Regions from separate parts of the Homo sapiens genome. Here regions 2, 3 and 4 are each linked to region 1. A link is a contact called in ENCODE Hi-C or POLR2A ChIA-PET data. All regions are on one chromosome and are shown on one strand. The core of a region is the stretch at or near the end of the contact, and the rest is flanking DNA. Distances in the headings are between cores, read along the strand shown. Region 1 holds the start of ZYG11B (zyg-11 family member B, cell cycle regulator). Region 2 holds the start of CDKN2C (cyclin dependent kinase inhibitor 2C). Region 3 holds the start of IFT25 (intraflagellar transport 25). Region 4 holds the start of YIPF1 (Yip1 domain family member 1).

The links. Hi-C counts contacts between places; a loop is a spot of excess contacts on that map. ChIA-PET counts read pairs that join two places held with the same protein, here RNA polymerase II (POLR2A). Pooled maps may share reads with other maps.
Region 2: a loop to region 1 is called in a pooled map, with 5 times the contacts of the local background. The contact joins the promoter of CDKN2C here to the promoter of ZYG11B in region 1. A Hi-C loop is called at or near these places in 6 of 50 pooled maps. POLR2A ChIA-PET finds 5 or more read pairs at or near these places in 2 of 52 experiments (BJ and CD4-positive, alpha-beta T cell).
Region 3: a loop to region 1 is called in a map of naive thymus-derived CD4-positive, alpha-beta T cell, with 6 times the contacts of the local background. The contact joins the promoter of IFT25 here to the promoter of ZYG11B in region 1. A Hi-C loop is called at or near these places in 1 of 168 maps with a recorded cell type or tissue (naive thymus-derived CD4-positive, alpha-beta T cell), 1 of 37 single-sample maps with no recorded cell type and 6 of 50 pooled maps.
Region 4: a loop to region 1 is called in a map of B cell, with 22 times the contacts of the local background. The contact joins the promoter of YIPF1 here to the promoter of ZYG11B in region 1. A Hi-C loop is called at or near these places in 1 of 168 maps with a recorded cell type or tissue (B cell), 1 of 37 single-sample maps with no recorded cell type and 7 of 50 pooled maps.

Annotation. Positions count from the first base shown.
Region 1 is chr1:52,724,237-52,730,458 of GRCh38, forward strand. It overlaps ZYG11B (zyg-11 family member B, cell cycle regulator), which reads left to right and starts at 2,217. Exons shown (of 14, transcript NM_024646.3): 1 at 2,217-2,447. The coding sequence starts at 2,418. RefSeq lists a silencer at 2,028-2,607.
Region 2 is chr1:50,967,201-50,973,422 of GRCh38, forward strand. CDKN2C (cyclin dependent kinase inhibitor 2C) reads left to right here and starts at 3,045. Exons shown (of 2, transcript NM_078626.3): 1 at 3,045-3,297. The coding sequence starts at 3,169. RefSeq lists silencers at 1,304-1,563, 2,114-2,383 and an enhancer at 1,814-1,883.
Region 3 is chr1:53,943,083-53,949,304 of GRCh38, forward strand. IFT25 (intraflagellar transport 25) reads right to left here and starts at 2,617. Exons shown (of 6, transcript NM_016126.4): 1 at 2,473-2,617. It overlaps LRRC42 (leucine rich repeat containing 42), which reads left to right and starts at 3,268. Exons shown (of 9, transcript NM_001256409.2): 1 at 3,268-3,467; 2 at 4,706-4,739. RefSeq lists silencers at 2,514-3,583, 5,994-6,222, 6,062-6,111.
Region 4 is chr1:53,887,370-53,893,591 of GRCh38, forward strand. YIPF1 (Yip1 domain family member 1) reads right to left here and starts at 2,428. Exons shown (of 11, transcript NM_018982.5): 1 at 2,344-2,428; 2 at 1,875-2,094; 3 at 1,538-1,617. The coding sequence starts at 1,568. RefSeq lists a silencer at 1,187-1,481 and an enhancer at 2,367-2,661.

The sequences.
Region 1 (6,222 bases), core at 967-3,466:
AAATGTTACGCGTGTTGGGTTTAATAATAAAAATTCTGCCTAGAGTAGTCAAATTCATAGAGATAGAAAGCAGAACAGTGATGGCGAGGGATTGGGGGAAGTTAGGAATGGGGAGTTATTGTTTAATGAGTACAAGCTTTCAGCTTTGCAAGATAAAAAAGTTCTGGAGGCCTGGCACATTGGCTCACGTCTGTAATCCTAGCACTTTAGAAGTCTGTGGCAGGAGGATTACTTGAGCCTAGGAGTTTGAGACAAACCTGGGCAACACAGTGAGACCTTGTCTCTACAAAAAAAAAAAAAAAAAAAGGTAGCCAGGCGTGGTGGTATGTGCCTGTAGTTCTAGCTGCTTAGGAGGCTGAGGTGGGAGGATCGCTTCAGCCCAGGAGTTTGAGGCTGAGTGAGCCGTGATTGTGCCACTGTACTCCTGATGGGTGACAGGGTAAGAACTTGTCTCAATAAATAAATAAATAAATAAATAAAAGAAAAAATAAAAAGTTCTGGAGCTTCTTGATGGGGATGGTTGCACAACAATGTGAATGTATTTAATACCATTGAACTGTACACTTTAAAATGGTTAAGCAGGTTTAAAAAATCTGGGCTTGCATTTTGGATGCTTGTTTTTAAATTTTAATTTTTTCTAGTAATTAATTTTGATTGTATTTTACAGAAATTTAGTTTTGTGATTGGGGATAAAATCTGGGTCTTTTAGCACAGATGCTTGAGAACTGAGGAGGATTTGATGTTAGCTAAAAGACAAATAATTAACTTGTAGTAAGGAAAGGAAGGCAGAGAGAGCATCAAAGCAGAGTTACAGGTTCGTTGGAAGTCATGGTGGGTGCTGGGAACTTGTAGATGTTCTTTTTGGTTTGTTTGATTTTCTTGTGAATTAGAAGCAAAATCATCAGCTAAATGAGATGAGGGAGGAAGTGTCGGAGGTTTGAAGAGACAGGAGACTTGAAATAGTTATGTAGCAAGGTGGGAGAGTGTGTGAAACTGGAGAAATGTGGTAGGGTAGCCACTCATTATGGCCTCTTGAGAATAATGATCTCAAATTTACGGGGAGTCAGTCAACCACTTTTGGCTTTTTCTCCACCCACTCCATTGCTGGAGTTCTGTCAGTACAAAGAAAGCAGAGAACGACTAGAGAAATGAAGGTAATACTGAAGAAATCGACTTCATGTACCTCATGTACTCACTTTCTTCCCCAAACAGCTTAGATTCTATTAGATTCCATTTCATGACGGACGATAGAATCTAAGCTGTTTCAGGAAGAAAGTGAGTACATAAGGCCAGCGTGGGGAGGAATAGCGAAAAGGTAGTTGGATCAATGGATTTGGGGTCTTGGAGTTGAAGTTTTTGGAGTTGGAGTATTATCAGACAGAGTGAGCTAGAAAGGAAGAAGGTTGTGGCCGGGCGCAGCGGCTCACGCCTGTAATCCCAGCACTTTGGAAGGCCAAGGCAAGCGGATCACCTGAGGTCAGGAGTTCGAGACCAGCCTGGCCAACATGGTGAAGCCACTTCTCTACTAAAAATACAAAAATTAGCCGGGTGTGGTGCCGGGTGTTTGTAATCCCAGCTACTCGGGAGGCTAAGGCAGGAGAATCACTTGAACCCGGGAGGTGGAGGTTGCAGTGAGCCAAGATCGCACCACTGCACTCCAGCCTGGGCAACAAGAGCGAAACTCCATCTCAAAAAAAAAAAAAAAAAAGAAAGAAAGAAAGAAAGAAAGAAAGGAAGAAGGTTGCAATGGGAGTTAGAGGATTAAAATTGAGATTGTAGAGAAGTTACAATTATTCGTATGAGCATGAGAGTGAGAGGCTGAGCCAAGAATGATCCCTAGAGAAGAATCTGAGAGGCCAGAGGATTGGAAGAATTAAGCGAATTTTGAAATAACCAAGAGTTATGACAATAGTAGTAATGAATGACAGTGAACCAGAAGCCCAAATCTTAGAGAATGATGGTGAATGACAGAGGAGTCTATAGGTGACCGAAGTGAGCGATGCTCTAATCTCTCGTCATGATGTAATATTTAAAGCTTTTCATATTTTGAAGGGATGCTAGGATTTGGGGGTGTGTGGCTCCTTTAAGGGCCTGGGAGGGGGAGAAGCTGGAGGTCGGGCTGGGGGGGGCGGGACCCCCTCGTCTGAGTCTGCGCATTGAGAGCGGAGGCGGGTCCAGGCGCGGGCTCGCGCGCCCGGGCGGGTCCTCGCGGGGGCGGAGTCTGCGCTCTGGTTCGGGCTGCGGCTGCGGCTGCGGCTGCGGCTGCTACTGCTACGCTCCTAGCTTGAGGGAAAGAGGCCGAGGCCTGGGCCAAGCCCGGAGCCGCCGCTCGCCGGAGCCTCCTGGAGCCTCCGCGCCGGCTCAGCCTGGGGGCGGGCTCCGGTCCGGCCCGCCGCCGCACCCAGGACGGAGGCTGCATGCCCGAGGACCAGGCCGGCGCAGCCATGGTGAGGGAGCAAGGCCTGCCCTAGCCGCAGCCGCCCGCCACCCTAGCCCCCGCCCGTCGCGCTGGCCCCTGCGGTCTTGCCCCTCCCTGTCTCTGGTGTCCCCTCGGGCTCCCTGCCTTTACCTCTCTCCCTCGTTACCGCCCCCTCGGTGTTCAGCTCCTCCTTCCCCATTCACCTGCTTCGGTGAACCCCTTTAGGTGACACCCCCTGAATCTCCCTTCTCCCCGATGACATCCTTTTTATCACCCCCAGTGACAGCCTTTTTCGCATTCCCTTTGTCGCCCACTCCTTGTCCTTTAACCCTAACCCTTCCTTTCTTTCTCCTCTATCATTTTGCCTTTTTTCCTCTTATGTGATTTTTACTTTCCCCCCTTTCCTCCCTAGTTTTCGCTGCTCTTCCTTGCTCTTCTCACCCCTCTTCACCATTTTATCTCCACTGCCCCCTTCTCTCCGTGTTCCTTCTCCCCTTCGTCCTCTTCCATCCACGTTTCCTCTTCCCTTATCGGATGTCCTCGCTCGGTTCGCCGTCGCAGCTGTCCCCATTTCCTTCTACGGGCTTCAGGGGTCTAAGCAGGAACAATTTGAGGACTGTTGCTTCCCGGGAGCTGTAGGGCGGGCAGATAGGGATTTATAGGTTTGCTTCTTCCTTTTCGTTTTTGGAGGCATTGAAGAGATCCTGGAAGCCTATTCACCTAGTGTCATTGCAAAATCGAAGTGGTGGTGTGTTACAGAGCAGTGAAGTGAGGGCCAGCATGCATACTGTGACCTCAGGAGAGATCTAGTCTTTTGACAGAAATAGCTAAAAAATGTTTTGAATTTTTTTTATTTTGAGCATCTTTTAATGTGGAGGTGCAGTTGGAGAAGTTTAAAAATACTTATTTACAAGCTTGGCTATTATTACTAAAAACAAATGATTTGTTTTCATTTGGAGGCAGAGACCAAGGGCATTTGAGGACTGACAATCAGGTTGGCAGGTTGTGACAGTCTCTTTAAACCTTCTAAAGAGTTCATTTGTTTTGCCCTGTCTGCCTTTAGTTGGGAGAACCTTATATTTGCAAATTTTCTTTCTGTCTGAAAATAGGTTGAGGCTTCAGTTGGTTTTTTCATTGAGTTGGGTTATAAGTGGTTTGCTGTACATTTATTGAAAACATTGCTCCATCATATGCAACAAGCTAAATTTTGGTCTCTGGGAGGAATAAGGCAAAACTAAGTCCTGATAATTATGTTCCCCTAGGAGGTTAGTCAGTTTCTTTTTTTCCCTCCAGCAGTTTTTTAGAAAAGTAATATACTATAAAATTATTTAATCTATGAATTTTCCCTAACTCACTCCTGCATTTTTAGTCTGTCATTTTCCTGTGTTTGTCTCCTTCACTTTCACACACTGTTGTTGTATGCTAACCTGTTTCTCCCTGTGGAATGTAAGTTCTAGGTAGCAACCGTTCCTTACTTATTATTCCAAGTGCCCAGGCCAGCTAGGTGCTTGAATGATTCACTTTATGGTCTCATTTCCCACCTGACTAATATAAACTTAAACTGAAATTTGAGGTAACTAGTGGACTACACAGAAAGAGTGAGTTTGAGAATTGTTGTTTGGAGACGATCTTGCTCTGTGGCCCAGGCTGGAATGCAGTGGCACAATCATGGCTCTTTGCAACCTTGAACTCCTGAGGTCAAGTGATCTTCCCACCTCAGCCTCACAAGTAGCTGGTACCACAGGCACGGACTACCGTGCCCCGCTAATTTGTAAAACTTTTTGTAGAAATGGAGTCTTGCTGTGTTGCCCAGTCTGGTCTTGACCTCCTGGATTCAAGCCATCCTCCCACCTTGGCCTCCCAAAGTGCTAGAATTACAGGCATGAGCCATCACGCCTGGGCAGAGAATCTTAATTTTGATGCAAAAATGATATTGAGTGAGGTATGATGATATACTTTTCAGAATAAAGAGCTATCCTACCTAAGACATTACACTGCTAGATTTTTGAAAGTGTGGGCCCTTCCATTGAGAATGAATGTATGAGAGGGAGGAGTTATGAACTCCCCTTTGAGGTATTTAGGATCTAAAAGTGTCCTTTGAGCTGGGCCTGAAAGTTGAATAGGATTTATATAGATCATTTTGGGAAGGGGAAGAATGCCTCATTGTGAATGTGAGTAGCAAGTAGAAAGGATCCCCTCACAGGGATTTTTTTTTTTTTAAGAAAGAAAGTAGGAAGGAATTAGGATGCATTGTAGGAAGTAGTATTACCCTTATATAGCATGGAAGGATGCAAGAATGGAGATGTGTAGTAGGAAATGAGGCTAGCAAGATACTGTCTTAGCCCATTCAATCTACTGTAACAAAATACCATAAACTAGGTAGCTTGTCAGCAACAGAAATTTATTTCTCAGAGTTTGGAAGGCTGGGAAGTCCAAAATCAGTTCCCCAGTGGATTCAGTGTCTCGTGAGGGCTCTTCCTAAGTCACCTTTTCACTGTTTTCACACATGGTGGCAGGGGCCAGGCAGCTCTCTGGAGTCTCTTTTATAAGGGCACTAATCCCATTCATGTGGGCACTAACTGGTGATCTAATCACCTCCCAAAGGCCCCACCTCCTCATACCATTACCTTGGGGGTTAGGATTCCAACATATGAATTTAGGGAGACAGAATTCAGACCACAGCAGACATATTAGGCATGATTATGTTTTAAACTTTGCATCTAATTAACTTGATTTTTCCTTGCTTGTTAAAACATATACACACAGAGTAACAGTGTATGTATGGGAGAGGTGAGGAGAAGGCAGAATATTAGCTTATTTTGAGCTAGGAATTATCAGTAGAGGCCACTTTCTCGTGCAATATTTTTGTAGATAATAAATACAGTTGAATGAATGATTATTATAAAGCTTTGTATTTTATATTTGTTAAATGTTAATTAGGTTGTGTTTGAATAGTTGAGATGTTTAAGATGTCAGGAGTTCGAGACCAGCCTGGCCAACATGGCAAAGCCTCGTCTCTACTAAAAATACAAAAATTAGCTGGGTGTGGTGGCACATGCCTGTAATCCCAGCTACTCGGGAGGCTGAGGTAGGAGAATCACTTGAACCCAGGAGGTGGAGGTTGCAGTGAACTGAGGGCAGGGCCTGAGAGGTGGCAGTTCTTTTTTTTTTGAGGCAGGGTCTTGCTCTGTCCCTAAGCTGAAGTGCAGTGGCATGATCACAGCTCACTGCAGCCTTGACTTCCCAGGCTCAAGCGATCCTCTCACCTCAGCCTCCCAAGTAGCTGGGACCACAGGTGCCCATCATCACACCTGGCTAATTTTTATATGTTTTGCAGAGATGGGGTTTCGCCATGTTGCCTAGGCTGGCCTCAAACTCCTGGGCTCCAGTGATCCTCCTGCCTCAGCCTCCCAGAGTGCTGGAATTATAGACGTGAACTACTACAAAAGTTTGCATTTCTGTCAAAACCCACATAATGCTGATGCTGCTGGTCTGTGAACCACAATTTGAGAACTACTGGTCTAAGACATAGTCCTTACTTTTAATTAATCTAATAATGTTTTTGGAGTGTCTTTGACTGTGTTGACACTGGGGAAATGACAGATAGTAAAATAGATGTGACCTCTGGCATTTTTCATCTCATGTATATAGAGTAATTTTATTTTATTATGTATTTATTTATTTATTTTGAGATAGGGTCTGGCTCTGCCGCCTAGACTGGAGTGCAGCGGCGTGATTACGGCTCATTGCAGCCTCAAACCCCTAGGCTCAAGCAGTCCTTCCAGCTCAGCCTCCCAAGTAAA
Region 2 (6,222 bases), core at 1,795-4,294, 1.8 Mb before region 1:
AAAAGATTACACAGTTCCCAGAATAATCAAAAGTAAATTATTATTTATTTCTTACTGGTATAAATGGAATCTTAAATGTTTCTATTTGAAACGTCTACATATATGTAAGAAAAAGAGAGTTAATTTCTTGTTTTGTAGTTCTCATTTGATTCACAATTCAAGTTTAGTTACCTAAGAAAAGAACTCTAGTTTTTTTCTCAACAATTACATTAAAGAAAACACTGCCAGATTCTTCCCAGTTTCAACTTTCCCTCTACCTACCAATCTCTTGCTGGATGATTACCCAGATATTTCTGGTGTGTTTTGTTGCTAATACTCCCAGTGTACTTCAAGAAGGGTACAGATACTGCTTGAGGATCCGCTTGCCAAAGGCCGGTTCTAATTAGACTTGTCATTTTTTGCTTGGTTTCATTTTGACCACTGGGTGCATCATGCAACCGTGTTGGATATTTTTAAGAGTATAAAAATACAGAAAGCAATAGTTAATTAATCTCACATAGCTAAAAGAGGAAGTTAAAAGTACTGGAAATTGGTGTCGGATGATTAAATAAAGGATTAGGAGAGAGACCATTCTAGACACCCTCCCCAACCCCACATCCCCAAAATCCAAGCCACTTCTAAGTAGTGAGAGAACTTCGGCAACCAAGAAATGGCTTTGTTAGAAAACACTTCACACGACTTATTTTAAATTTTGCTTTAAATTTAATTGCTTTTCTCCTTTTTCTCTAATAATAGGACTATTTCGCAGTTTCCAGTCCTTGATTAATTAAGGCTTCAGAGTTCGTTCTTACATATGCCATGTCTTAAGTTTTCATAAAATTCAGTCTACACAAGACTTGCTTTTTGTGAGCACTGTGCTTAGTGGCAGTCCGGATTTTTCCCTCCACCCCCGCGGCCACCCCTGCCCACCGCGCCGTCGGGCATGGATCTGGCAGGTGCGAGGCCGAGGCCAGGGCTCAGCGAAGGACGCCGAGTTTACAGAGCGCGCGCGCCTAGAGGAGGCAGCAGCAGCCGCAGCCTGGCCGCCCGAACTTTGCGAGCCTGGCGGGGGAGCACAGAGGCGGGCCGACCTGCCCCGCTAGCGCTGAGGAACGACTCCCTTTATGCCAGCTCGCTGTCCGCCTTCCCGCAGCGTACGCTGCGGAGCCTCAAAGACCCTGCGGCCCTCCACAACCGTCTTAAATAACAAACCCCTGTCCTCGCCCCCGTAGGAATTGGGGCAGCTGGGGGTTCGCGTCACAGACTCAAGCCCGCCAGCAGAAGGGCAGGCCGGACTTCGCGGGGCCGAACCCCGCTCCAGCTGGGGACAGGCCGCCTAGCCGGCAGGAGGGAGCCGGCGCGAGAGACTTGACGGGAGGAGGTGGAGAGCGGGAGGCGGGAATGAGGGCGCGGGACCGGGCGGGCGGAGCGTGCGAGACTGCGAGCGCGAGCGCCAGCAGGGCGGAGGGCGGGGCGTGGGCGGCGCCCGGCCTTCCCGCTCCCGCGGCGCTGCAACTCTGCCGAGCCTCCTTAAAACTCTGCCGTTAAAATGGGGGCGGGTTTTTCAACTCAAAAAGCGCTCAATTTTTTTCTTTTCAAAAAAAGCTGATGAGGTCGGAAAAAAGGGAGAAGAAACCGGCACCCTCTCTGAGAGGCAACAGAAGCAGCAATTGTTTCAGCGAAAAAAGCAGCAAGGGAGGGAGTGAAGGAAAAAAGCAAAAAAGGGGGCGACACGCAAGTGCCTGTAGGGGTGAAAGGAGCAGGGACCGGCGATCTAGGGGGGGATCAGCTACAAAAGAAACTGTCACTGGGAGCGGTGCGGCCAAGGAGGAAGCAGTGCTGCCAGGCTCTGCTCCAGGGCACAGCTGGCTGGCGGCTGCCCTGTCCGCAGCAAAGGGGCACAGGCCGGGGACCGCGAGAGGTGGCAAAGTGGCACCGGGCGCCGAGGCTGCTGAGCGCTCGCCGAGACGGCGACCGGACTGGCTGCCCCGGAACTGCGGCGACTCTCCCTACTCAGAACTTGGCCTACGTTTCCCAGGACTCTCCCCATCTCCAGAGGCCCCCACAAAACCGGGAAAGGAAGGAAAGGACAGCGGCGGCAGCAGCTCAATGAGTGCCTACAGCAGAAAGCCTGAACGAGCTCGGTCGTAGGCGGGAAGTTCCCGGGGGGGCTGCCCAGTGCAGCCGCAATGCTGCCGCGAGCTGCCCCAGCAGTCCGGGCTCCGTAGACGCTTTCCGCATCACTCTCCTTCCTCGGGCTGCCGGGAGTCCCGGGACCTGGCGGGGCCGGCATGACGGGCTTCTCGGGGGCCCGCCGCACGCCCGGCAGCCTCCGGAGACGCGCGCCGAGCCCGGCTCCCACGGCCTCTGAGGCTCGGCGGGGCTGCGGCTGCCTGGCGGGCGGGCTCCGGAGCTTTCCTGAGCGGCATTAGCCCACGGCTTGGCCCGGACGCGACCAAAGGCTCTTCTGGAGAAGCCCAGAGCACTGGGCAATCGTTACGACCTGTAACTTGAGGGCCACCGAACTGCTACTCCCGTTCGCCTTTGGCGATCATCTTTTAACCCTCCGGAGCACGTCAGCATCCAGCCACCGCGGCGCTCTCCCAGCAGCGGAGGACCCAGGACTATCCCTTCGGCGAGACGGATGGAAACCGAGCCCCCTGGAGGACCTGCCCCTGCAGTTCTGCCTCACACGGCTCAAGTCACCACCGTGAACAAGGGTGGGTGAATGCCTTTTCTTCCCCCTGAATGTCTTTCCTTCCGCGGTATTTTCTGCCCCGATCTATAGTCCCTTGAGTCTCCACACACACTCCTCACAGAGATCTGTAGCGTAGGTACGTGACAGCTCTGCCTACATCTGACGTCCGGAGTCATTAACCAGGAATGTATGTGTGTCTGTGTGTCTCTCTGTGGAGTCGTCAGAATTCTTCATAGGGGTTAAGCTAAAAAAGCGAGGCGAGGAGCCCCTCTCCAATGGCTCAGTTTTGCTGAATAATCACGTGTGAATCGAGGGGCGGGCTTTTGGCAGGCAGATCTTACTAGTATTTACTACCAAGCTCTACTCCAGATTAACCATCCCAGTCCTTCTGTCAGTCTCCGATGCCATCATGCAGCCTGGTTAGGAGCAAAGGAAAGGGGAAAAAGAAAAACGACTAATTCATCTTTTCCTGATCGTCAGGACCCTAAAGAATGGCCGAGCCTTGGGGGAACGAGTTGGCGTCCGCAGCTGCCAGGGGGGACCTAGAGCAACTTACTAGTTTGTTGCAAAATAATGTAAACGTCAATGCACAAAATGGATTTGGAAGGACTGCGCTGCAGGTTGGTATTAAGAGAGGTGGGGAAAACAAGTCAATAATGTTGCCTACGTGACCCGGGTTTCTAGATTTACAGCTTTTAAGCTTTCAGGGACATAAAATTTCACTGTTTTTAAACCTAGTTGGTTGCCATATTTTATATCTTTAAGTGGATGCAACTTCTCAAAATGACGTACTTTGAACAAACTCCTCAAATCCAATAACATCCTTGATATCAAGTGGGGTCCAGATTTGGTCTTAGTTTTTGGAATGTTTTTGTGACGGTGGGGATTTTAAAGTAGTCAGTGTAGGGCCGAGGTTTGTTTGTTTTGTTTTGTTTTTAAAGACAGCTCTGTAAACACATTATTATGATTATTATTTGAAGTAAATACACTGCTATTAGTGGTTTTACGTACTTTGCCCCCAATAATAGACTTTAACGTTAATTTTCTTGACTACTGATGAGGGTGTTTTTCCTTCAAATGCTTCAAGTTTTGACAAACGACCTTTCCTCGTTTGGAATGGGTGGCCTGGGCACCGGGACAGGATGTACATTTTACAGTTAATGTAATACCATCCACTCATTCAGGAGTCGGGAGGAATAAAAAGTTGAATTTTCTAATCAGAGCTCAGCTGCAGTGTCTTTGTCTCTACGGTCATGCCGTGGTGTGCTCTAATTTTCAGTAATTAGATTTACAGGCAACAATTGACACATGTCCAGCTGCCAAGTATTGTACCTGATAATTTTTTTCCTCTTCTGAATGTTATCATGTAACTTAGGTGAAAGGCTTAGAAACAGAAAAATGACAAAATAGTTTAAAATAGTTGCTTTATCAGAGTTCTGATGATATTCTTATGAGCTATTCTTATTTGGAAATGCAACACTTGAAGCTGTTTTTGAAAACCCAGTGGGGAGAGGGTTTTTAGAGGGCTTTGTTTCGGTTACAAGAATTAAAAATTTAAGTGCCAAGAGATATACTATTAACAAACAAAGTCCATACAGTCTGTACATTTTCAGTCAGAATACACTGGCCTTGCAAAAATTTCAGTATTAAGGAAGTTTATGCACAGATACTAAATTATTTATCTTGTTATTGCTGCTACATTAAGTAATGATTTTTTTTCCTTTTTCTACCTAGTAGTTTTGAACAGGTTTAGTGATGATAGCAAAGTAACAAATTTAATATATTGAAAAGTTTCCTTTTGAAAACTCAAAAGATTATATAAACTTCACAAAGAATGAACTACTTAACCCATGTTCATGATAAGATTTTACAGGATTTTTGACGAACAGGAAGACTGGGAAATTAATAATATTCTTTTAAAAAGTTTTGACAAACATTTTTAATACAACTTTGCAATCTTGTTTATATTAAACATACTTATCAAGATACTAACACCCACTTATTGTGGCTTAGTCCTTGTACATATAACGAAACACACACACAGAAACTGGAGTTTCAAGGCTTATTTTCAATATGTATAATCCTGACTCTGAAGTTGTGTCATAAGTCAAGAAATAACTTTCTTCAAAACCGTTTCCAATATTGCTATTATTTTCTGTGAAAAAAGGTGAATTTTCTTCTACAATTATGTTTATTTAACTCAATTTCAAAAGCCTTTTCCACCTTCCTAGTGTACATTTTTCTATCAGGTTAATATCAAAGGCCTTAATCGTATGTTTGCTTTACGAAGATCCAAGGTATCTGTCTCTTATTTTTCTCATTCCAGGTCCTTAAATATGACTAAATCTTTAGGGACAGTTGTGGTCGTATCAATTTTTAATAACCAAAAAGTATGTTTCATTGAAGTTCTTGAAATATAAATTATGTATCACTGTTTACCACTGCTCCAAAGGAAGAGCTAAAAATCAACAGTTTTATCAACAGGGGAGCTTAATATCTTGTCCATCTATGTAGTTTGCATTTACAAAATATTACTCATTTTAAATATATTTTGTTATTTAATGTGTGATTAGATTTTTTTAAACAAACATTTAAAAAAGATAGAACGACTTTGTATTTTCCATTAGCATTTAATTTCATAAACATTGAGTGTCTATTATACAAGATATTTATTATAAATTTAGATTATTATGGATATACCTAGATATAAATAAACCAGTGTAAATTCTGAAAATGTGTGGCATGTTAATGAAAGTAATATTTTTTCACAACTAAATTATATGTATTTTATATTTGCATGCTGTTCTACAAGATACTTTATAAGAGACCACTGTTAGAGTGAAATATATTCAAACAATAGTAGATAATCTTTGTTATGTGAATTATTTGTATGTTGATAGCAAGTGTTAATACCACATTCTGACTTTTAAAATGTTGGCAGTTTACAAATAGCTGTTCCTTAAATGCTTGATAATAACTGAAAAAGGAACTAACACAGGATCACCAGTTGATTATTAAATGAGCTCAAACCACAAGACAAGGCTGTCCGTGTCCCAAAACACCCATTAAATATCTTATTTTTTCTTCTTTTGCTCATTTGAAAATCAGGAGGCTTGTCAGAACTTTGAGAAACAGTATATAATGTAATAGGGTGACTATTTCATTATTTTCAAGAACAGTTGTCCTACAATAATTTCCTACTGTGATACAAGGCATATCAGGAACTTAGTTTTATATAAATTGATATCATAAGCAATTTAGAACACTGTGGCTTATTTAACACCTTAATAATCAGTACTGTTTTGTAACTTAAAATGAAGGATTCTAAACATTGAATACACCTAGTAGCCAATATTAAATAACTTGCAAATAAAAAATATTTTTAAGAAATGCTTGGAAATTTGGAGCTATATCTATTTGGAGGGAACTTGTAAAAATTGATCATTTAAGAAAATATCAGGCCTGGATTTTTAAAACATCATTTTTACACTCACTCATGGAGTTGGTTTAGAGAAACTCAACATCCTTATTTGTTTGCAGTAGCT
Region 3 (6,222 bases), core at 1,367-3,866, 1.2 Mb after region 1:
TTTACACCTCCTGGGGCGTGAACTGGACTCAACAAATGCACATTTTAAGCAGGAAGACTTTGGAGAGACAAGGACTTTCGTTCAAAGTAAAGATTTTAAATTTCTTTCATCCCTGAAAACGTCCAAGAAAAGTCGGTAAGAGATCATAATCTATGGAAGAAGGCAAAGAAATCTACGAAGGAAGCCAAAGAAAGGATTCCTGCATTGGTAGTTCTCTTAGGCTGAGTCAGATTTTAGGAAAGGTAGATTGGGAATAGATAATGAAAGATCTGAAAAGCCAGGTTAATGGCAATGAACTTTATCCTGTACTCCAGTGGTTCTCAACTGGACTGGGTGTAGATTTTGGCCTCCAAGGGACACTTCAAAACATCTGAAGTTTTAACTGTCACAACTTGGGAGGGAACGCTGCTAAATATACCATCATATACGGGACAGCACATCCTCAAGTAATTATTGGTCCCAAGTATAAATAGTGTAAAGCTGGGGAAACTATGCAGTAATCTATTTGGCGGTGGAAATGTGAGGGTTGGAGATGTAGGGAGAGAACTTTTTTTTTTTGAGGCAAGGTCTGGGCTCTATGGCCCAGGCTGGAGTGCAATGACTCGATCTCGGCTAACTGCAACGTCTGCCTCCCGGGCTCAAGCGATCCTCCCACCTCAGCCTTCCTAGTAGCTGGGACTACAGGCATGCACCACCACGGCCGGCTAATTTTTTTGTTTTGTAGAGATGGGGTTTTGCCATGTTGCCCAGTCTGGTCTCTAACTCGTGAGCTCAAGCGATCCGCCTGCCTTGGCCACCTAAAGTGCTGGGATTACAGAAGCTAGTCACTGTGTCCGGCGGATAACTTGTTTTTTAAAAGAGAGTTACACTTTAGGGTTGATATGGAGCAGATGAATAGGAAAGAATGTACTCTCCAAATGTTCAGTTCTTTTCTTACCTCACATTCTTAAGTTTTCTGAGAGAAGCAAACACATGCTTTAATACAAAACTCATTTCACACCTTCTATATTCACCATTACCCTTCCTATTTCCTGTTTTGGGTAGAATTACTTAAGTAGAAACGGCAGAGACTTGGTTTTCTTTAAGGTTCTTTGTTGCAGTTAATGAGAAGAGGCAACCAACCTTAGAGAAATCCATACAATGCCAGGCCTGGTGACTCGCCTGTAATCCTGACACTTTGGAAGGCCGAGGTGGGCGAACAGCTTGAGCTCACAAGTTCAAGACCAGCCTGGGCAACATGGTGAAACCCCAAAACCCTCTCTACTAAAAATTCAAAAATTAGCCGGACCTGGTGGCAGGCGCCTGTAATCCCAGCACTTTGGGAGGCCCAGGCAGGCGGATCACTTGAGGCCAGCGGTTCAAGACCAGCCTGACCAACATGGTGAAACCTCGTCTCTACTAAAAATATAAAAATTAGCTGGGTGTGGTGGCAGGTGCCTGTAATCCCAGCTACTCCGGAGGCTGAGGCAGGAGAAGCTCCTGAACCCAGGAAGCGGAGGCTCAGTGAGGCGAGACCGCGCCACTGCACTCCAGCGTGGGCGACGAGCGATTATGTCTCCAAAAAACAAAACAAAGTGCAGGTTTGGGAGGTAGTCTAATCCCCCACCCCTTTAGAGCAAGGCAATTTCCTCAGGGCCGCAGTTTACCAAAGGTGGTACACTCTGGGGTGCTATCCTTTCCATTTTTTACAATCCCTGACCCTGGTATTCCCTGATGCCTTATCCTGTCTTCTAAACCAGTGCCACTGGTTTCGTCCCCAGTTCACCCTTTCATCGCTAGCTCACATGCCCTTTGTGGTCCTTCTTTCCCCAAACCTCTTCAGGTCAAGTCCTTAGAGGACCTTCTCCCTGACCAGCTCCCTTGGTTCTGGTGCTACAGCTGGACTCCTCACGCTCTTTCTTCAAGCATCATCCATTGGGAACGTGGTGTACTTTAGAAAACACGGACCCGGCCTAAGGCTTCTGTCTCCGAGGGGCCAGGGCCACGGCTTCCAAGGCAAACCAGCCCTGGCACCACCTTCTCACCTCCATCCCAAACCCTCCTCCTCAGTTCAAGGCCCTAAAGCCTCAGACTTGTGGAGGCCCGCCCCAAATTATGTAAAGAATATATAAATGCCCCCGACCTTAGGTACAATTTATAGCTAGATGTGTTACGTTGCGGCTGACAGCTTACATTACATTTTGGTAGACTAATTAATTTCGATTTACAACTGGTTTTCCCTTTTGGGGGGTCAAGACGCTATTTCTGGCCTCAAAGAGTTTCGTGGGCTGGTAGTGGCGCTTCCAGGGTCTAGAGGAAAAGGCGGGCCCGCGTCAGACCTCCCGCCGCGGCCCTTCCACGCCTCCCGCCGCGCGTCTCTTCACCACCCCTCCACTGTTGCTCCCTTCCCACCAACATCCCCGTCCTTCTGCCTTGCCCGGCCAGGCCCCCATACCCTCTGGTGCCAGCCTGCCTACCCCGCTACCCGCTCACCTGGGACTCCCGTTAGCTCTGGGCGCCGGACCTTCCGGGCTCGAAACCTCCCTTGCGCCCCGCCCCACGCAGAGCGTCCCGACCCGCAGCTCCGCCTGCTCGCCGCGGCCTCCGTGGAGTCCGGGGTCGCGCGCGCTCCAACTCTGAAATCTTCGCGCCACGCCTCCCACAAGCCCCGTCCCACCCTCAGCCCCGCCCCTTCGCCGCGGCCACCGCTGAGTTTCCGGGCGCGCGCTCCTACCCCGAGCTCTTTGCGCCACGACTCCCACAGGCCCCGCCCTGCCCTCAGCCCCGCCCCACCCCGCCACCGCGGCCTCCACCGAGTTCCCGGGCGCGCTCGCTCCACCGAGTTCCCGGGCGCGCTCGCTCCTACCCCGAGCTTTTCGCGCCACGCCTCCCAGAGGCCCCACCCCGCCTCAGCCCCGCCCCCTCGCGGCGGCCTCGGCCCCTCCTACCCCTAGCTCTTAGCGCCACGCCTCCCACAGGCCCCGCCCACAATCGGCCCCGCCCTCTCCGGCTCCCATTACTTCGCGGGCCAAGATGCGAAACCACTCCTGTGCGCCTTTCCCCAGGCCAGTCCCGGGGCGCGCGCTGCCTACCCTCCCCCAGCTCAGCTCTATCCCCGGGGCCCGCAGGACCCAGGGGACCCACCCTCCCGCGAGCACGCACGCGCAGGGCCCACCTCTGCGAGTTCCAAACCCTCGGCCCTCGGGTCGCCTGCCCTGGGCCTGGCCCCGCCTCCAGGTCCGGCCCCGCCTTCGTGCCGGGGCCCGCGCACGCGCGCCTCCCCGGCCCAGCCTTGCTCCCGCCCCCGCCGGTCCCGCGGTCCCACGGCGCCTGGTTGCCCCCAGCCCCCTCCCTCCTCCCACCTTCACTGTGTCCCACCCTTCCTAGCTTTGTGCCCGGGGTGCTGAGCCCTTCCCCGTCAGCCGGGCCGCGGGAGGAGGGAGCCGTCACCGAGGAGCTGCCGCTCGCTGCCCCGGGCAGGGGCACAGGTAGGTGGCGGCCGCGGGCCGGGCCGCTCGCGGGGCCCCGGGTTGCGTGTGGGAGCGGGGGCGGGGTGTTAGGGAGGGGCGGGGTGGGGGAGGGGACGCCCCAGAGGGACGGCGGGGCGCGGGTTGAGGGGAGGATGAGGTATACTGGTGGGGGCGATGGGTTTAAGGGTGGCGTAGGGGTGCGGGGGCAGGCTATGGGGACGTGTGAGAATTGGGGTTCGGGGCCTGGGTGGGACAGGGAGCAGGATTAGCCTGGGTGGACTCGGGGAGAGGCATGCTTGGGGAGAGAGCGGGAAGAAGGAAGGGGGAAGGGAATGGGATTTTAGGGGTTCAAGGAGGAAACGAGATAGGATAGGAATAGAGAGGGTGGGGTCTTGGGGGCAGGGAAGAAAAGTTGGGGGTGTGGAATGCCAAGTTGGGGATAGTGAGGCGTGAAGGAAGAGGGTCTTGAAGATTGAGAACAGAAGGCAAGGAAAGGGATGGAGAGATTGGGGTCCTAGGAGAGGGAAGCCCCTAGAGTGGGAAGAAGGGAAGAATAGATGGTGAAGGAGAGGAGTGGGGGGTGGAGGAGTGTGGGGAAGGAAGGGGAGGCAGGTGAAGGTTGGGAGATCGGAGGTTGGAAGGTTGGGTCTGTGGGACAGCAAGCCACCTTTCACCAGGGGCTCGGAAGGGCTGGAAGGGTCTGAAGGTTGAAAGGGGCAGGAGAGCTGGGGTGGGCGAAGGGAGTGGGGTTAGGATTTTTGGTGTGAGAAGCGCTAGAATTGGTAAGAGTGTCACGTTGTGGGAGAGACTGGCATGTTCTTGGAGGGAAGTAGGGAGCCTGAAAGGGTATGGGTGAGAAGGCAGGTAGGAAAGTGCATATTATAGGAAAAAAGTAGTGAGGAAAGTTGAAAATTGAAGAATGGGGACACACAGAACAATGAAGGTGGATTGTTGGTTATTGGTGGTTTAGAACTACCCATAGTTTAGTTTCTGTTTAGGTTTTTATGTTAGAAATTTTCCCAAGAATACTGCATTTTCAGATAAACCAAAAGTGTCTGCAGCCTTGGGATGAAGGCCATGGGTTGGCAGATGTTCTCCTGGTATATGGATGTAGCTCATTTTGGGCCTGGCTGAGGGAAGAAGGGAGGCCTCGTTGTAAATGTCCTGGCTGTGTTCCCACTAGCTCTTTCCCCAGATGTGCACTGTTTTTTTGTTTGCTTTTGTTTTTTAATCTTATCCCCACCCCCTCCCCCCAGGCTTCATCCAGTGAATACTAGAGGGATCGAACAGGTGGGTGAGATTAATTTTTCACATTTTTTTTATCCTTAAGGTTGATGTCATATTTTTAGTCTTGAGAAACAGCATCATGCCAAGGAAAGAGCTTGAGCTTTGGAGTAATGCGGCCCTGAGATTGAATTCTGGCTCTGCCACTTATTAGCTCTGTTCTAGAGTAAGTTATTTTATTTCCGTGGGTCTCTTTGTCTATTAAAAGGCAATACTGACCTCATAGGATCATTAAAGATTACATGAGATCATTTTATATAGTACCTAACACAGTGCTTGGCAACTGGTAGGTGCTTAATAAATGGTAGCCATCATCCAGTATCATTAAACATCATAGTTACTGCTACAACTTGTTATTCTTAGGGGATTTTTATCTTACTTTATCTACTGAAGTTAGATATTTTCTTCTTCTTCTCTTCAAATTAGCCGTAGATTCAGCTCACAATTTTACCCTGTGGGCTCCCTGACAATCCCAGTCCACCTGACTGGCATAGTCATGCTTTTTGCTTGGGAAACTGGATTCAAGGTCTAAAAAACTGTCATGTGTAGTTATCAATAATTTTGTCTGGCCTTTTTCAAGAAAGCTGTATAGAACTGAGTTTTTAATGTAATACAGCTGTGTTTCATTCATTTGATGAAATGGTACACTTCGTGGTAACTTTGGCTCGCTTGTGGTGACCAAATGCTAGAACATACATGATTGTAATATTTTTCTATGCTGTCGTATGGGTTACAAAGCTGCCTTCCTGTAGCAGGCTGGGAAACTATCAAAATGTCGCTGTTACTCTTGATCCAATATATAATACAGCTACTACGATCTACATTGGGCATTGTTATTGTTGTAGTGACTAAGTATTTTAATTTTTCAATTTGGATGGAGTTTTCACCATGGTTTAGAACAGGCCCTGTCTCCTGACCAGGTCCATTTGTAATACACCACCCAGTACAATAGTGAGGGACAAATGAACCCAAGTAGTGAAGTTTTGTGTAGAATTCTCTTGCCTTTCTGGTTCTTAGCCTTGAAGGGTTCAAATGTTAATTTAATGCTTAGGTCATGTTACATACCTCATAGACTCAGGAAGATCCTTTTTGGGAGAATGCAGGATGTGCTGATTTAGTAGTAGAAATTAAAGGACGCCAGGATTCCCAAACCAAAGTCAATTCCTCCAGTGGCTTCTGGACAAATGATGTGGGTTTACTCTCCAGGAAAAAATTGTATTTATTTTTTCCTCATTTAGAAAGATAAGTGGTATTTGGTGGGTAATCTAAAGAAAAACAAACAAACAAAAAAACAACCAGAACTGTGCCTTTTTTTTGAAAATGATCCCTGGAAGCCAAAGCAGCCAGGATTTTGAGGAGCCCAGGTTAGGGTCCTTACTCTAGCCCCAAGCTGCTTGTGCCCTCTGCTGGATGGAATCAGACTTCTAGTTTTCATCTGAAGTGGTCACCCACCCACCCCATCCATCCATCCATTTGTCCATTTTACAAC
Region 4 (6,222 bases), core at 1,178-3,677, 1.2 Mb after region 1:
GCGCCCAGCCTGGCTTTTTCTTCTAGTGAGATGGGAGCTACTGGAAGGTTCTGAAAGAATGACATGATCTGCTTGAGTTTTAGAAGGACTACTCTGGCTGCAAAGTACAGACTGTAGAGGGATAAGGGAGGAAGCAGAAAGACCAGAAGGAAGGTAAAGGCTATAATTCAGAAAAAAGGTGACAGTGACCTTGAGCATGGTGAGAGTAGTGGTGGAGGTGGTCAGATGCTAGATGAATTTTGAAGACGAGGTTGACAGTATTTGCAAATTGAGGTGGATTTCTAGTACTTGCAAATGAAATAGATTTATCTTTAAACAGTGTATCTCTTCCTTAGATAACAGAGACAGCATAAGCTGTGATACCAGACTGGATGGGTTCAAATCCTGATTTTATCCCTTACTAACTGCGTGACCATTAGGCAAATTATTTTTCTGTGCCTCAGTCTCCTCATTAATAAAACAGGGGAATAAAGTAACTATTTCATAAAGTTGACATAAGGATTATCTGTACAGGATTTAGAACAGTGCCTGACATATAGTAAATGTTAGGTAAGGTGTTAATAAAACAAGTAAGTGGGCCAGGCCTGGTGGTTCATGCCTGTAATCCCAGCACTTTGGAAGGCCAAGATGGGTGGATCACAAGGTCAGAAGTTCGAGACCAGCCTGGCCAATATGGTGAAGCCCCGTCTCTACTAAAAATACAAAAATTAGTCGGGTGTGGTGACGGGCACCTGTAGTTCCAGCTACTCAGAAGGCTGAGGCAGGAGAATCGTCTGAACCCGGGAGGCAGAGGTTGCAGCAAGCCAAGATCGAGCCAAGGCACTCCAGCCTGGGCAACAGAGTGAGACTCCATCAAAAGAAACAAACAAACAAACAAACAAGTGTTCATCAATCCCTAGCCTAAGTCAGGCTCTGGGTTATGAGTCCTAATATCTCCTTGAACTTTTCCTCCAGCACTTTCATAGTTTGTAGGTATATATTTAAATGATCATTTAATAAATACATGTCCCCCTCACTAGACTGAGAGCTTCACAAGGAAACTATTTTGTTCACTCTTCTATCCCTGATAACTAGAACAATTGCCCGGTTCCTGGTCACAACCAGGAGATATTTACTGATTCAATGAGGGAATGATCTGATCACATTTCATCCTAATGATCTTTTTACATTTTTATCTACTCCACCAGTGGATAAACTTCTTCATCTTTTTGTCTCCAGTATCTTGTACGGTTCTAAGCACAAAGTAAGTGCTCAATAAATGTTTTCTGAACTAAAGCAGGAACTGTGTAAGCATTTTCTGTAATCACTGTACTAAATTTATGATACTCGTTACCAATCTGAAGGGTTATCTGGCAAAAAAAACAAAAACAAAAACAGCTGGTGTGGACAAACAGGAAACACCTGGATGTGGCCAACAGCCACCAAGATGTTTGAAATAATATCCTTCAATGTGTGAGGCAGTATAGGAATGAAAATACTTGCTGTGACTGTAGCAACAGTGATCATAAATATAAAGGTGGGCACCCAACTGGTATACCTTCAAATTGCAAGTCATCTACTGCTGCCATTCGGCCAGTGAGTCTTCTCCCAATTATGAGGAAGAAAATTTGCAGGGTTCTAAAAGAAAAAAATAGGTAAACATAATAGGATGACAGTATAAAGTATCTGCAAACAACTCTTATGTATTAGAAATGGTATCACTTTCCCTTGCCTCCCTTTTCAGTGGGGTTTAATAGGTTTATATAAAGATAACCACTAAGCATCAGGTATTATTAAATATTAAAACTGTAACAAAGAAACTAACCCCGGGGATCCAAAGGTTCCAATTCAACCTTATTTGGTTGTGTATGTACCAGGAATGAATCTCAACTCACTGTGTGAATGTTTAGAGAGCAGGTGCAGCCTAGAGATGTAACGATGAGGAAGGAGAGGCTGAGGTTTGAAAGAGGTGATGGGGACAGTGAAGAACAAAGGCAGTTCAGCCTAGCCAGTGGTTAAAGGCACAGGCTCTGGGGTCAGACAGAGCTGGGTTTGATTCCCGATTCTGCTGCTTCTCTGCTGTATGCGCGCTCCTCGCGGCCTCAGTTTCCTCATCTGTAAAATGGGTGCATAACGATACCTAGTCACACAGTGCGGGGGTCATTAAATGGGAGTGCGTGTAAGGAGCCTAGAGCGGAGTCAGGCAATTAGTAGGCAATGGGGTGTCGGCGACCCTGCAGCCCGGGACACCGCGAAGCAGAGGCAGTGTTTCAGGGAGAGGAGCTGGGCCGCGGCGGCCCGGGCGGGCAGGAGATCCTGAACCCCCTTAGCCTCGTACAGGTCCCGCAAACTCGGCAGCCTCACCTCGCGGGGTTAGGCGTCCCCCGGGTCCCGAGAAGGCTCGGGCCTCAGTTGCTCCGCGCCGGTTTCGGTCCAGCCCAGTTGCCGGAAGCCGGAGATCCGGGGGGCGGAACCTCTCCGCCTCCTCCGGGAAGAGCCCCGCCTCCTTAAAGAGACAGCAGCTCCCAGAGAAACCTGCGTGCTGCGGCGCGCAGAGCCCGCTCCCGCCCGCCCTTCTCCCGAGGCTGAGCCTCGAGTTCTTAAAGAGACAGGCGAGGGCGGAGTGGTGGGGTCGCTGAGTGTGACTACTTGGGCTGGCCTTGCTCCAGGGAACGTAGAAAATTCTCGAGTTTAGGGTTTTCTTACTGTGTGTTTATACCTCTTTTCCTAAGGAAATATAAAATCGGGTGATGAAAGACGATTGTGAAAGAAAAAATTAAGTCACCCGCGTCACCAGTCCCTCAGTTTCTTTTGGCCACAAAAATTTCACTGGTGAGAAAGTACATGATGAGTCAATTACATTCTGAATGAGTGATCGAAAGCGCGATGTCTGTTCGTATGAGCACCCCCAGTAAGTGAGCGCTTGGAAAGACTTTACATCTAATAATAGCCATATATAGTGTATTTTTTTCCCCAAGATGATCATGATCAGGCTTTGTACATGCAGGATCTCTAATTCTCAGAACAATCCTGCTATCTTGGGGTGATTATCCTCATTTTACAAAGAGAAAGCTGAGGCTTAGAGCATGTGCAGGGCACTTTTGGTTGAGTATGTACCAGGAATGAATCTCAGTTCATGAATTCAGCTGTGCTAGTATATCAGCCACCTCTTATGTCCCATTTCAGATCATCTTGGCCTCACCTGCTGCTTATTTCACCGCCACTCATCTTATTCCAGCGTCAGCAGATATAACCTGAGTGAGCTTGCCTCCAGTCTATGCCTCAGGCTTCTCACTTTCTGCTTCGAGGCTTGTTTCTTCATGCGATGGGGCCATGGGACCTTGCTGGAGCCAATCAGCACCCAGACAGGTGCATCCCAGAAGTGTAGGGGTAGAGAGTTGTTAATGTCTCATGAGGCAAATCTCTGACCAATGGGGTCAACACTTGATGAATATATGCTTTTCCTGTTTTTCCCCCTCAGGCGCCCTTTCATATAGCTTTCAAACTACCTAGCAGGATTAAGCAACCAAATGCCTTTGGAAGTGACGCATTTGACAATGCATCTTCGCAATGGGTCTCCTTCCTTCCCTGATATACAAGCCCTGTACTTCACTCCTGGTGCTTGGATTCATACTTGCCAATAAACTACTCATATGAGGAAGCAATATGAAGGCATGTTGGTACCAAAAGTGGCCCCAGAAAATAAAACCTTAGGTTGGCATTTTCTAACTGAACTGCGCACCAGTCACATGGCAACAACAAATATATTGCTGGTGTTAAGGGGAGAGAGAAGGAGGGGGGTGGTGGTGGTGTGATAACACTTAGAATAGAATGGCATCACAATTACTAAGGTGTCTGTCTGCAGTTGATTGGGATAACGTGCAGGTAGAAGATAAGGTGCTGAGTTATCTAGTGGCTGTGGCACAGGAACATTAAGAGGACAATGGTAATTATAAGGACTATGGAATGGACTGGGTGTTCTTAACTCCATTGGAAACCTTGAAAATAAAATGACAGACTTAGAACAGCCAACTGTCAACTTGAGGCACTTTGTGAAAGCTAGAGAGCCTCTATGGCAGCTTTGAAGATTCTTATTCTTCTATAGCCTTGAGAAAGACTGGACTGAAAATCAGGCCCAAGATCTAATTGTAAGGGTGGCAAAGTTTCAACGAAGACTGAATGCACAGCCTCTGTAGGTCTCCTCCATCAAAGCTGGGGCATTGTCAGAAAATGAATGGGAACCTGAGAACTGGGATGAGGATATTTGGGTAGGAAAGCCTGAGACTTGACCATCCCTCGTTTCCAGTTTCCCTTGAATCTTTCAAGGGAAAGGTGGCTGTGGCAGAAGTAGTCCTTTCCCCCTTGTTAAAGGAAAGCAAAGTCCTCTTGCTTACGGATCCTGCAATGATTACCTGCACAACATTGCTTTGGACTAAGGGACCAATTTAATTGTAAAGAACATGCAACAGTGACACATAACCATGGGTCTTACCCACTGGTCTTACCATGTGACTCAGTCATCCAATAGTAGGTGGCCTAATAGGATGGTGGAATGGCTTGTTAAAGGCACAGTTAGGGCTCCAGGTTGGGGAAAATACTCAGGAGACTGGGGCATTGTCCTCCGGCATGTAGTACATGTACTAAACCAATGGTTTATCAATTATTTATAATGGTACTTTGTTCTAAATACCTATAGATTTGCAAACCAAGGGGTAGCACTTCTTACTATCACTTTCAGTGAAACCTACACACATAGAATGTGTGCCTCCTGCGTCACAAGTTTAAGTTCTGCTTGGTTGGAGATCCTGGTCCCAGGGAAGCAGGGAAGGCGGAGAGAGAACACTTCCATTCCAGTTACAGTTCCACTGAATTGGAAGCTGTAACTACCACTTAGGCATTTTTGGCTTCTCATACCACTGCACCAGCAGGTAAAGAAAAGAGTGCCGGCTGGGCGCGGTGTCTCACGCCTGTAATCCCAGCACTTTCGGAGGCCAAGGTGGGCGGATCACCTGAGGTCAGGAATTCGAGACCAACCTGGCCAACATGGCGAAACCCATCTCTACTGAAAACACAAAAATTAGCTGGGCATGGTGGCACACGCCTGTAATCCCAGCTACTTGGGAGGCTGAGGCAGGAGAATTGCTTGAACCTGGGAGGCGGAGGTTGCAGTGAGCCGAGATTGTGCCACTACACTCCAGCCTGGACAACAGAGCGAGGCTCTGTCTCAAAAATAAATAAATAAAGAGTGACACATGGTGGGGAAAATCAGCCCTGATTACTTTAAGAAGTTGGGGGCTGGGCATGGTGGCTCATTCCCATAATCCCAGCATTTTGAGAGATCAAGGAAGGAGGATTGTTTGAGGTCAAGAGTTCAAGACCAGCCTGGGCAACATAAGGAGAAGCTATAACAGTCACAAAATTTGCCGGGTTTGGGTGGCACTCCTGTAGTCCTAACTACTCTGGCTGAGGTGAGAGGATGGCTTGAGCCAGGAGTTTGAGGCTGCAGTGAGCTATGATCACACCACTGCCCTCCAGCCTGGTGACAGAGGAAGGAAACCCCGTCTCAATTATTTAAAAAAAAAAAGGTCTTGGGTGTATTTTAAAACACTTCCCAACTCTGAGCTCTATGATTCTTCTTTCAGTTTCTCCAATGAGCCATGCTGTCTCTGGCTTCTGGGCCTTTGGCCATGTGGTTCCTTCCACCAGGACACTATCCCCACTTTAGCCAGCTGACTGCTTGCCGTCTTTCTGGTTTCAGCATAGAAATCACTTCCTCAGTGAAGTCCTCTTGACTTCTCTAACCAGAATTAGCTTCCCCTTCTCCCTGCTCTCGTAGCCCACGCACACCCTCCGCCTCTGGACTTCATTTAGGAAATGGTAGTTTTTTGTTTACTTGTCTATTCCCCGCACTAGACCATGACTTCCTTGAGAGAAGAGGGTGTTTTATTTGTCACTCTATGCCCAGTGCTAAGGGGAGTTGCAGGCCCCAGGTTTTGTTAGAAATGGTCCCATTTCTGTCTCTGCCCTGGGAGGTTTGAGATCCATATCCCCTGGGGAGGGCTCTGACTACAGAAATAGTCAACCACCAGCTAGAAGCCATGATTGGGGGCCGGGTGCGGTGGCTCGAGCCTGTAATCCCAGCACTTTTGGAGGCCAAGGCGGGTAGGTCATCTGAGGTCAGGAGTTCAAGACCAGCCTGACCAACACGGTGAAACCCTGTCTCTACTAAAAATACAAAAATTA